Linked DNA regions of Homo sapiens: region 2 is linked to region 1. Evidence: chromatin loops called from intact Hi-C (ENCODE). Cell type or tissue: CD14-positive monocyte. All regions are shown on one strand. Links, peaks and the distances in the headings refer to the core of each region. The heading gives the core; the rest is flanking DNA. Region 1 has its middle 47 kb from the start of WDR19. Region 2 overlaps FAM114A1 (family with sequence similarity 114 member A1).

Region 1 (5,386 bases), core at 170-5,169:
TCTGCACACTGGTGACAAGTCGTCTGACCATAATAAAATAATAACTTAATATTATATATTTTAATAGTCATAATTTTAAAATTATTCTCTCTTGTTAGTAATAAAAATTATTCAGGTCAATTTTTCTTTGGCTTATCCAGCAGATGTTTTAGATTAAATCAAAGTGTTAAAAATTATGCTAATTTATGATTCTTGGTTGTTTGCTGATACTGCATAGTTAATGGTATTTAGCACATTGTCATTTTTTCAACTAATTACATTGTGCTTTAAGATTTGAGCTAAAGATTTTTTTGCACTGAATTATGTACATTCATATAATAACCTGTGAGTATAGACTCCCAGGGAGCCAGGTAGAACTATTCAATTAAAGTTCATGATAAAAATGTGATAAGTATTATTGGCATAAGGAATATACTTAAAATTAAGGGTTTCATCTGTATGACTCACACCTGTAACCCAAGTGCTTTGGGAGGCTGAGGCAGGAGGATTGCTTGAGGCCAGGAGTTCAAAACCAGCCTGGACAACATAGCAAGACCCCATTTCCTAAAAAAAAAAAAAAAAGTTTTTAATTAAAAAAAAATTTTTTATCTGTAGTAAGGCAAAGTTCCCAAACAAATACATATTTAAATGAGCACCTTTCTGAAGGACAAAGATAGAGAAAAATGCCCAATATAATATTATACCTCAGCATTCTAGGTCAAAAGACCTAGAAACTATAGCTCTATAGTCAGCAAACTACAGCCCACAGGTCAACTCTGTCTGCTATTTGTTTTTATAAATAAAGTTTTATTGGAACACAGACATGCTCATTTGTTGATGTCTGTAGCAGCTTTTGTGTTATGACAACAAAGTTGAATAGCTGTGACAGCGACTATATCTTTTTCTTGACATTTACAGAAAACATTTCCAACCTGTGCATGGGGGATCATTCTTCCGTCACCTAGAATATGAGGCCTCCGAGAGGATGAGAATGAGGGAAAAAACTACAAAGAAAATGGTAGCAAATACTAGCAAAGAAAATGGTAAGCCAAGGTAAAGCTTCCAATGATAAGAAAGTAATTGAAAGAAGAGAGCATGGGGTGAAAGACCGAGGAATGAGGGCCTGAGCTCCACATGTCAGGGCCACCCTGAGAAAGTCTCTAAGAGCCTCTGAGAAAGTTTTCTCTGGGTCTGAAAACAATTAGGGACTATCTTAGCTGTGGAGGCACCTAAGTGAAATTGAGTTAAAAATTCATATTTTATTAAATTGCTTTAGACTTGTTCATTTGATTATTTTAACATAGGGAGGTTGAGTCAACTTGATATGTGACAGACACTGTACTAAGTAAGCATTTCATATGTATGTTAACTCATTTAATTTTTACAACAGCTGTATGAAGTAGATATGACTATTCCCAGTTAATGATACGCAAACTAGCTAGTAAATGTCAGAGCCAAATTTCAAAACCAACCAGATCTGTATGACCTTAGAGCCTTTTAAAAAATCTTTGCAAGATTGCTACATGGAGGTGAGTTTAAGCTGTCTACATTACACAGGATGATACATACTTGATGCCAAGATACATCCTCACCACATCTGTGCTACATTTTAAGTTTTTACTTTTAGTGAGTAGAAACAGGCTATATAATTCTGCCTATGGTGTGCCTGAATGGATACACACACAGAGAGGTTTCATAAGTGCCTTTCTATTTTCTTTTTAAATATGTTCTGTGAAAGGACAAAAGAAGGGCATTTTAGAAAGGATGGCATAGTTAATGACTTGGGTGCAGAGGGCTGTTGCTGTCAATAAAGCAGAGAGCAGGGATGCTGAGTGGAGCAGTCATGAATGGAAATGAGAGCATGAGCCATTAGCAGGAAGTCATAAACCCATTATTAGAAGTTTCATGTCATTGAAGGGAGCCAAATGCTTTACAATTCTAAGGACTATGAATAGCCACCTAAGGAGGATGCGTCTGCTGCTGTGATGTATCAGACAGAGTCCAGTTGGGAGACAGAAATCACAGGGTAATCTGAACAGGGAAGATTTTAAATAAATAATCATGTCCCATAACAGAGGATTGGACTCAGAAAGGATTGGCTGGTTATCAGGATCTGAGATTTGCTTTTGCCCTACTGGAGCTAATAAGCTGACCTGTTATGGTTTCATGGATGCTGGCAGAAGACATCCATGGGTTGAAGGAAAAGGATTTTATTACTGAAGGCACAGAAAGCAGTAGGAATATCGTGTTGGGGTCACTTCCCTGTGCCCTTCAATTCCCACAGGAACAAGACAGAGGATCCCAGGTGGAAATCCACGGAGCTTGGGAAATCCACTGCTTTTATAGTAAGTGGTAGGCTATCCTGCTCTTTGTCCTGGAGATTTCTCGCTGCAAACACAACCCTGAGAAATGGCCCAGCTAATCAGTAGTGGGCGGGGACGCTCAGAACCCGCAGCAGAGTGCCTCTCCCCTTCCTTCTGCAATGTCTCCAGCACCCTCTACCGACAAAATTAGCACTGTGCAGACTGGCGAAGGAGAAAAAGGCTCATGTCCACGTTGACTGAGCAGGTAATGAAGACTGGATTTGTAGATGAGAAGCACTAATTAAAAACTGGTGTGGGCCGGGCGCGGTGGCTCATGCCTGTAATCCTAGCACTTTGGGAGGCCATGGCGGGTGGATCACCTGAAGTCAGGAGTTCGAGACCAGCCTGGCCAAGGTGGTGAAACCCTGTCTCTACTAAAAATACAAAAATTAGCCGGACGTGTTGGTGCGCTCCTGTAATCCCAGCTACTTGGGAGGCTGAGGCAGGAGAATCACTTGAACCTGGGGGGCAGAGGTTGCAGTAAGCCGAAATCACACCATTGCACTCCAGCCTGGGCAACAAGAGCAAAACTCCATCTCAAAAAACAAACAAACTGGCGTATATGTTTATCAGCAGTACCAGACACGGCCGAATTATGATATGGTCCAAAAAGGGACAGTGATTCAATTCATTCTAACACGTGTGTGTGTGTGTGTGTGTGTGTGTGTGTGTGTGAGATCGCCACTATGTTCTCAGAGCTAAGGTAGCTCAAAGACATGAAAAAAAATCTACTCAAAACATAGATAGTACTTAAATAATTTAAAGTTTATTTTTAAAAATCATTTCCCTTCCTTAATAATAATAATTTTTTTTTTAACTGAGTCTTTCTCTGTCACCCAGGCTGGAGTCAGTGACATGATCTCTGCTCACTGCAACCTCCACCTGCCGGGTTCAAGAGATTCTCCTGTCTCAGCCTCCCGAGTAGCTGGGATTACAGGTGCCCACCACCAAGTCTGGCTAATTTTTGTATTTTTAGTAGAGACGCGGTTTCACCATGTTGGCCAGGCTGGTCTCCAACTCCTGACCTCAGGTGATCTGCCTGCCTCAGCCTCCCAAAGTGCTGCGATTATAGGCGTGAGCCACCATACCCAGCCCCTTCCTTAATAATTCAGGCCTAAAGCCATTAGGTAGTGTATAGGAAGGATGGCATCCACAGTGGTGTCGAGAGGACTCATGGTGACCCAATGTGGGGTATTGGAGTCCAAGCAGGGTGAAGAGGGTGGGCTACAGGGTGGGTGACCTGGCACAGGGTCTCAGACCCCCATCAGAGTAAGGACAGCGTCCACACAGCACGGCAGCCTGGCCCGGACTGTCAGAGCCTGAGTAGGATGAGGGAGATATCCACACCTGAGAACAGCCCAGCACCTGGGGGATTAGAGCCTGGGCACGATGGGGAAGGTGCCTGTCCAGGGGACAGCCTGCAGTGGCTAGTTAGCCAGGGCCCAGGGAGGGAGAGGACAGCACCCCTGTGCATGGTGTGGGCTTTCAGAGCCCAAGCGTTGCAAGGAGGCCATCCACGACGGAGAACTGCCTGGAAAGGAGAGTGAGAGCCAAGCAGGAAAACATGGGCATCTGGGCCGGAGTGGGTGTGGTAGCAGAAATTGGAGATTGTTTCCATAGAAGATTGATCAAACTAGTAATTATCTTAAGGAAAATGAAAGACAAGGTTTTCACTGTTGGAGAAGGAAGTTACAAATACAGCAGAGGAAAAAACAAGGATGACCCCCGTGGTGTTGAATTGGAATTCGGCATATTGTTGTAAACTCACGGTTTTCAAGATAGAGATAATAGATTAATAAATACATATGCAAATATGTGCGTGTGTGTGTATAGAAAGATAAGTAGACAGATATAGACCAACAGATATTCCTTAGGTAGACAGATACAGACCAACAGATATTCCTTAACTCTGAACTGAGCCAGCCTGAGAATAGCAATAAACACACCTCATGTCCAGGTCTTGGCTTCTAAATACCAATTTTTACAAAAAAAAAAAGAATGATCTTCACTTTGGGAGGCCAAAGTGGGGAGGATCACTTGAGCCCAGGAGTTTGAGACCATCCTGGGCAATATAGTGAGTCCCTGTCTCTACAAAAAATAAATAAAAAATTATCTGAGCATGGTGGTGCACACCTGTAGTCCCAGCTACTTGGGAGGCTGAGGTGGGAAGATTGAGCCCAGGAGGTCGAGGCTGCAGTGAACCCTGATCACGTTGCTGCACCCCAGCCTGGGTGATGGAATGAGACCCTGTCTCAAACAAAAACAAACAAACAAAGAATAAAATATCTTGGAGAAATGGCTGATTCCAGAGCTGGGGCATGGAAAATACAAGGTGAACCGGGAACATCTTACCATCTAACCAAAAAACGAGGTTGTGCTCAAAGACTGATGAAGACATTGTGGCCCAGTTGGATGGGCTTCCACTGGCCAAATAGGAGACAATTTAAGCATAAAAATAAATAAGATCTAATAGCCAGCATCTATATGGAACTTAAACAAATTTACAAGAAAAAAACAACTCCATTAAAAAGTGGGCAAAGGACAAGAACGGACACTTTTCAAGAGAAGACATACATGCACCAAGAATCCATGAAAAAAAGCTCAGCATCACTGATCATTACAGAAAAGCAAATCAAAACCACAATGAGATACCATCTCACACCACACTATTATTACAAAGTCAAAGAATAACAGATGCTGGCAAGGAAAAAGGAGCACTTATACACTGAAGTGCTCCTTTTACACACAAGTTACACACAAGTGAAAAAGCACTTATGCACTGTTGGTGGGAGTGTAAATTAGTTCAGCCATTGTGGAAGATGGTGTGGTGATTCCTCAAAGACCTAAAAACAGAAATACCATTTGACCCAGCAATACCATTACTGGGTATATACTCGAAGGAACAGAAATCATTCTATTATAAAGACATATGCACATGTATGTTCATCGCAGCACTATTCACAATAGCAAAGACATGGAATCACCCTAAATGCCCATCAATGATAGACTGAATAAAGAAAATGTAATACATGCACACCATGGAA
Region 2 (5,386 bases), core at 294-5,293, 230 kb before region 1:
AGCGTTGGTGAGGATGCGGAGAAACTGGAACCCTTGTGTGCTCTTGGTGGGGTTATAAAATGGTACAGCTGCTGTGGAAGACAGTACAACAGTTCCTCAAAAAACTAAAAACAGAATTACCATATGATCCACCAATTCCACTTCTGATTATATTTCCAAAAGAATTAAAGGCAGGGTCCCAGGGAGATATTTGTACACCCATGATCATAGCAGCATTATTCACAATAGCTAAAACACAGAAGCAACCACAGTGTCTGTCGACAGACGAATGGAAAAGCAAAATGTGGTCTTTACATACAAGGGAATATTATTCAGATTTTAAAAAGAAGGAAATTCTGACATATGTTACAACATGGATGAACCTTGAGGACATTATGCTAAGTGAAATGAGCCAGTCACAAAAAGACAAATACCGTGTGATTCCACTTCTGTGGGGCACTTAGAAATAGTCAAAATCATAGAGATTTGAGAACGTTCTGACTACTGGAATGTAGAATGATGGTTGCCAGGGGCTGGTAAAAGAGGAGAGTGGGGAGTTATTGTTTAAATGGGTATAGAGTTTCTATTTTATACAAGGGAAAAAGTTCTGGAGATGGATGGTGGTGATGGTTGCATAATATTGTGAAGGTATTTGGTATCTCTGAACTATTCAGGTAGGAAAAGTTAAGGTGGTAAAATGCATGTCATGTGCATTTTACCACAAAAAAAAAATGGAGTAAAAATTCAACCAGATATATCAGAGATATGATATTATGGGATTTTTAAAAGTCTCTTTTTAATACATTCATTTTTTGAAAAAGAAGGAAAAAGAGAAAGTTAAAATAAGAAAAAGAAGGAAATATTGTCTTAAAAAATAAAACAAGCTAAAAGGGAGAAACTTTCCTGATGAGTTAGCGTGGGCCCTTCTCGTGATCCTTTAGCATATGGGACCAATAGGAAGTAGCCATTGAGCTATCCAGTCATCCAGGGTGCTGCAGAGAACTGCTGTTGCTTCCCTGAGTTACCACTTGGTCAGAGAGAACTTCCCAGCATATTCTCTTGTTTTTTTTTTGAGCTGGAGTCCTAGTCTGGCTCTGTCGTCACCCAGGCTGGAGTGCGATGGTGCAAACTCAGCTCGCTGCACCCATGCCTCCTGGGTTCAAGCGATTCTCCTGCCTCAGCCTCCCAAGTAGCTGGGATTACAGGCGCCTGCCGCCACACCCGGCAAATTTTGTATTGTATTTTTGGTAGAGGTGGGGTTTCACCATGTTGGCCAGGATGGTCTCGAACTCCTGATCTCAGGTGATCCGCCTACCTCGGCCTCCCAAAGTGCTGGGATTACAGGCATGAGCCACCATGCCCGGTCCATCATATTCTTTTTGCAAATTATTTCATCTTGATTATTTCAAATAGCCAGCAGTTATTTCATCTTTCCAGAAAGAGGAGAGACTTCCCTTCAATGGCTTTTTGATCCTGGTGGAATTCACAAGAAGAGAGCTTCATAAGATCACAGTGCTTTGCGGGAAGAAAAAGATCAAAGTGGATGTGTAAGATAGCCCTACACAGTGTCTTGAGAATACAGCCTGCACAGCACAGGGATGATCCTAAAAACACTAAGCTATGCCATCACTAGACACAGTTGACAGGGAGAGGGTTAGTGTCAGGTTTCACCCTGGAGGTGATCTTCACCTTGTTCTTTGGTCAAGGTAAGGTAAGTCAAGTGCATTTTAGAATAAAACAATGTTTTAAAAAGTAGGAAGCTCCAAACCAAGGATCTGATTTCCAAGGAGTTACAGAAATGGGATTAAAATGACATTTAATCAACTATAAATGACACATAAAACTTTCTTAACATAACATAGTGATTACACATGTGGGTTCTAGAGTCAGAAGGACTGAGTTGGAATCCTGCCTTTGTCACTGATTGGCTTTAGGACCTTGGGAAAGTGATTTCACCTCACCAGGTCTCAGTTTTCTCAGTTGTGAAATGAGTATACTAATATCCCTTACCTCATAAGATCATTGAGAAGATTAAATGAGATAATGTACTGTACTAAAAGTATTTAGTACAGTGTTAGGACATAGTAAGTGCTCAATAAATGTCGGCCATAGCAGAGATTTCACATGTTTCTTCTCAATAATCTCGCAAAACTCTGAGAGGTAATCCTCCTTTCAGAGAATGCACAGCCGCAGAGACTCAGAGAGGTTAAGCAGCTCACCAGCATTACACAGCTCATAAATGATGGGAGCAGAAATCCTCCACAAGACTCCTGACTCCTAAGTTTAAGGTATTTTCCATTTGAGTATAGATGGTAAATTAAATACCAGCCAATCATTCAGCATTTATTTTAAAATGATACATTATCGAAGCATTTGTACGACATTCTCATCTTCTTTGCAGCACTCACCTTCTATTGCAGTGAGCCAAAGAGTAGAGGATATTCCATCTTTAGAACCATGGAGTTTAGAGGGGTTTCAGATTTTGGGGATACTTGGGGTTTGGGATGACACATGAAGAAATTAATCCATGAACTGTACCCTATAGTATTATTCATATTTGTTGTTTTTCTCTTATTAGTAGGTCCCAGTCAGTACCTCTGGAGATGAAATCACTCCCAATCAAAAGGCAACAGTGACTTCATATTATTATTTTCTTGTTCTGGACACTAGATGTCACACTAAGTAAAGTTTTAGAGGTTACTCTTTAGAGTAAGGTGTGGCACAGTGTCTAAAATCTTAGCTATGAAAAATTATAGCTCATACATAAATATAAAGCTGAACTTTATATTTATTTTTTGTTTCTTTTTTTTTGTAAAGCTGAACTTTATATTTCTGGTAGAATGCAGTAAAAGGGTACTTTCCCTAACAAAAAATTCAGAAAAAGAATTGTTAATAAGAAAATGTAGTTGGAACAGCAGCCTATTTTGATGTCTGTTAAATAGATAGATCCCATTTACATGCACATAAAATCGTATTTCCTTCTAGTAACAAAGTGATTTTTCTAGAGGCAGCTCGTGTATACATATCTGTGATCGTTTATGTTCTGAGATGGCGAGAAGCCATTCTTCCTGCAAAAGGAACCAGACATTATCCTAACCTGCAAGGGACGGAGAAGGTGAAAGAAGAGATACTGAATATGAGTTTCATTATCTCCTGAAACAGTCTCAGGGAAGGATGTGTGATCATCTTTCTTGAGTGGCTTAAGCAAAGAAGACAGAGAAGATGGTGCCTCCCAGCCTCCTTGACCTCATTTTTTTCCTTGATTTTGGCTCTCAGAAATCTAGACGAGAATCATAGGTTGAGATTTGGAGGCACATTATTTCCTTTTGGAAAATGCATATATATATATTTAATGGCAGGGAAGTTGGACTCAGTATGTAAAAGAGTAAGATATTCTATCCTCTAACTTAAATGTGTTATTGAAACTTCAATAAGTTTCCATTGAAATGCTTGAAATTCATTGGACGCTAGAGATAATTAATTCAAGCCTTAACAGTCGCAATACACCTTTATTTTTTCAAGTAACTCAGTAATTAATTTGAACTGTGTCTAATGATCTGCACATGACTATAAACACGTATTTCTATATGTGATTACAGTTGTAAATAATGTTTACATTTCAGGGTTTTCTAGGTAGTGTATAAGGACAGGTGATTTCCATTGGACATAATTCCTTCTACATTTGTCAAATATCAGTGCCTTGTTAATGCTAAGATCACTAGGATAAATAAGGTTACAACTGCTAAAATGCTACTCTTTAGGTTTGGGAGTCATCCATGTGTTCCCCTTTCTTATTCAGGAAATGGGCAATTGGTTATTTTAACAGTGCCTTCTAAGACTAGGTGGTTCTAGTTAGCTCTCAAATTCTGTTGGGACTTGGGACGTTTTTCCTCATATTACTGCCTTGTGTTTTAGCAACCTGAGGTCACCCAGGTCCCGAGAGAAATCTTTCATTTTCTCCGTGAGTGCTCGGGGGATGGGGAGTTCTGTGATGATGGCAGCCTGTGCTGTTTCTCCTTCAAGAAGTCAGACAGCCACTTTGGACCATCCGTAGGCTATTCATTCCTTCAACAGTTTGACAACTCAGAAAAGCTATAGCTCATCGTGAAGGCCTCAAAGGGAGGAAAATCTCTCCAGAATAAAATGTAGACAAGACTATGTCCGTATCAGGTCAAAGGTTGGGGTTTTTCCCTGTGGGTAGGAAGGTCAGCTCTGTATTTACCAAATAGTTATTGAATAACCGCTCTGCCTGGCTCAGGGAACAAGGGTATTATCCCTGCTTAGATGGAGTAAAACCTGTGCTCTTCGCCTGCCTGACTGCTGTTAAGGTTGATTTATATCATTATTAAGACAACTGTCGGGGCTGTTGGGTGGCCTTCCTGGTTTCTCCACTGACTTGCCTTTTGATTTTTGGATGTCAGCTCCAGGACCTTCACTCTCCATGCCTAAAGGAAGGCCTAATGCTTTAAAGAAACATTCTGAGGCTCAGGTGATTTCAATCCAACCAATATTAATTGATCATCTGCAATGTGCTAAGCCTGCAAGGAATCAAAAAAATGAATGAAGAATATCTTCCATAAGGAGCTTACAAAAGAGTAAAGAGGATGAGACAGGTACACTATACAAAGACTGTGTTGAGCTTAGAATTCCAGGTTGATAGCTAGGTGGTGTGAGAAGCAAAAGCAAACAGTGAAGCATCCGGGAGCACTTTACCTACGTGTATCTCATTTGCACGTCACAATAACTCAATGAGGAAACTGAGTCACAGAGAGGCTAGGTAACTTCTCCAAGGTCATTCAACCAGGCAGGGGTGAAACTGAGCTCATATTGGAACCCACATCTCAGGGAGCAGGGATTCCTCTTTCTTTCAATCAGGATGTACTTCTACAGGCCAGGTGCGATGGCTCACACCTGTAATCCCAGCACTTTGGGAGGCAGAGGTGAGCCAATCACCTGAGGTCAGGAGTTCAAGACAAGCCTGGCCAACACTTAGTGAAACCTAGTCTCCACTAAAGGCACAAAAATTAGCCGGGCGTGGTGGTGTGCATCTGTAATCCCAGCTGCTAGGGAGGCTGAGGCAGGAGAATCACTTGAACTCGGGAGGCGGAGGTTGCAGTGAGCCAAGATTGCACCACTGCACTCCAGCCTGGGTGACAGAGCAAGACTCCATCTTTTAAAAAAAAAAAAAAAGAAAGATGTACTTCTGCAACTTGAAACAGCTTTGTAAGATTTGGTGGAGGATTTGCAGACCGTGGATTTCTAATGTATCCATGAACCATATTTTTATTTCCAACAGGTCATGGATTGACGGCAGTCAAGGAAAAAGCAGGAGCCACTCTACGGATTCATGGTGTAAATTCTGGATCTTCTGAAGGAGCCCAACCAAATACTGAAAACGGAGTCCCTG

What was found. A loop is a pair of places that touch in the nucleus more often than their neighbours do. Peaks named below come from ENCODE experiments on the same cell type or tissue, not always from the same donor. Only the 100,000 strongest peaks of a DNase experiment are listed, where the experiment ranks them.
Region 2: a loop joins it to region 1, with 14 times the contacts of the local background. A loop is called at or near these places in 95 of 110 quality-filtered maps.

What each region holds. Positions count from the first base shown.
Region 1 is chr4:39,133,024-39,138,409 of GRCh38, forward strand. It overlaps a transcript of KLHL5 not described here. Among named protein-coding and RNA genes, the nearest start is that of WDR19, 47 kb to the right of the region's middle. RefSeq lists a silencer at 2,539-2,588. In CD14-positive monocyte, for the core only: CTCF peaks have their summits at 2,480 (motif pointing left) and 2,680; a DNase peak (open chromatin) is centred at 2,468.
Region 2 is chr4:38,900,247-38,905,632 of GRCh38, forward strand. It overlaps FAM114A1 (family with sequence similarity 114 member A1), which reads left to right. Exons shown (of 15, transcript NM_138389.4): 5 at 5,276-5,386. Among named protein-coding and RNA genes, the nearest start is that of MIR574, 35 kb to the left of the region's middle. RefSeq lists an enhancer at 3,779-3,948. In CD14-positive monocyte, for the core only: a CTCF peak has its summit at 2,634 (motif pointing right); no DNase peak of the experiment used is centred there.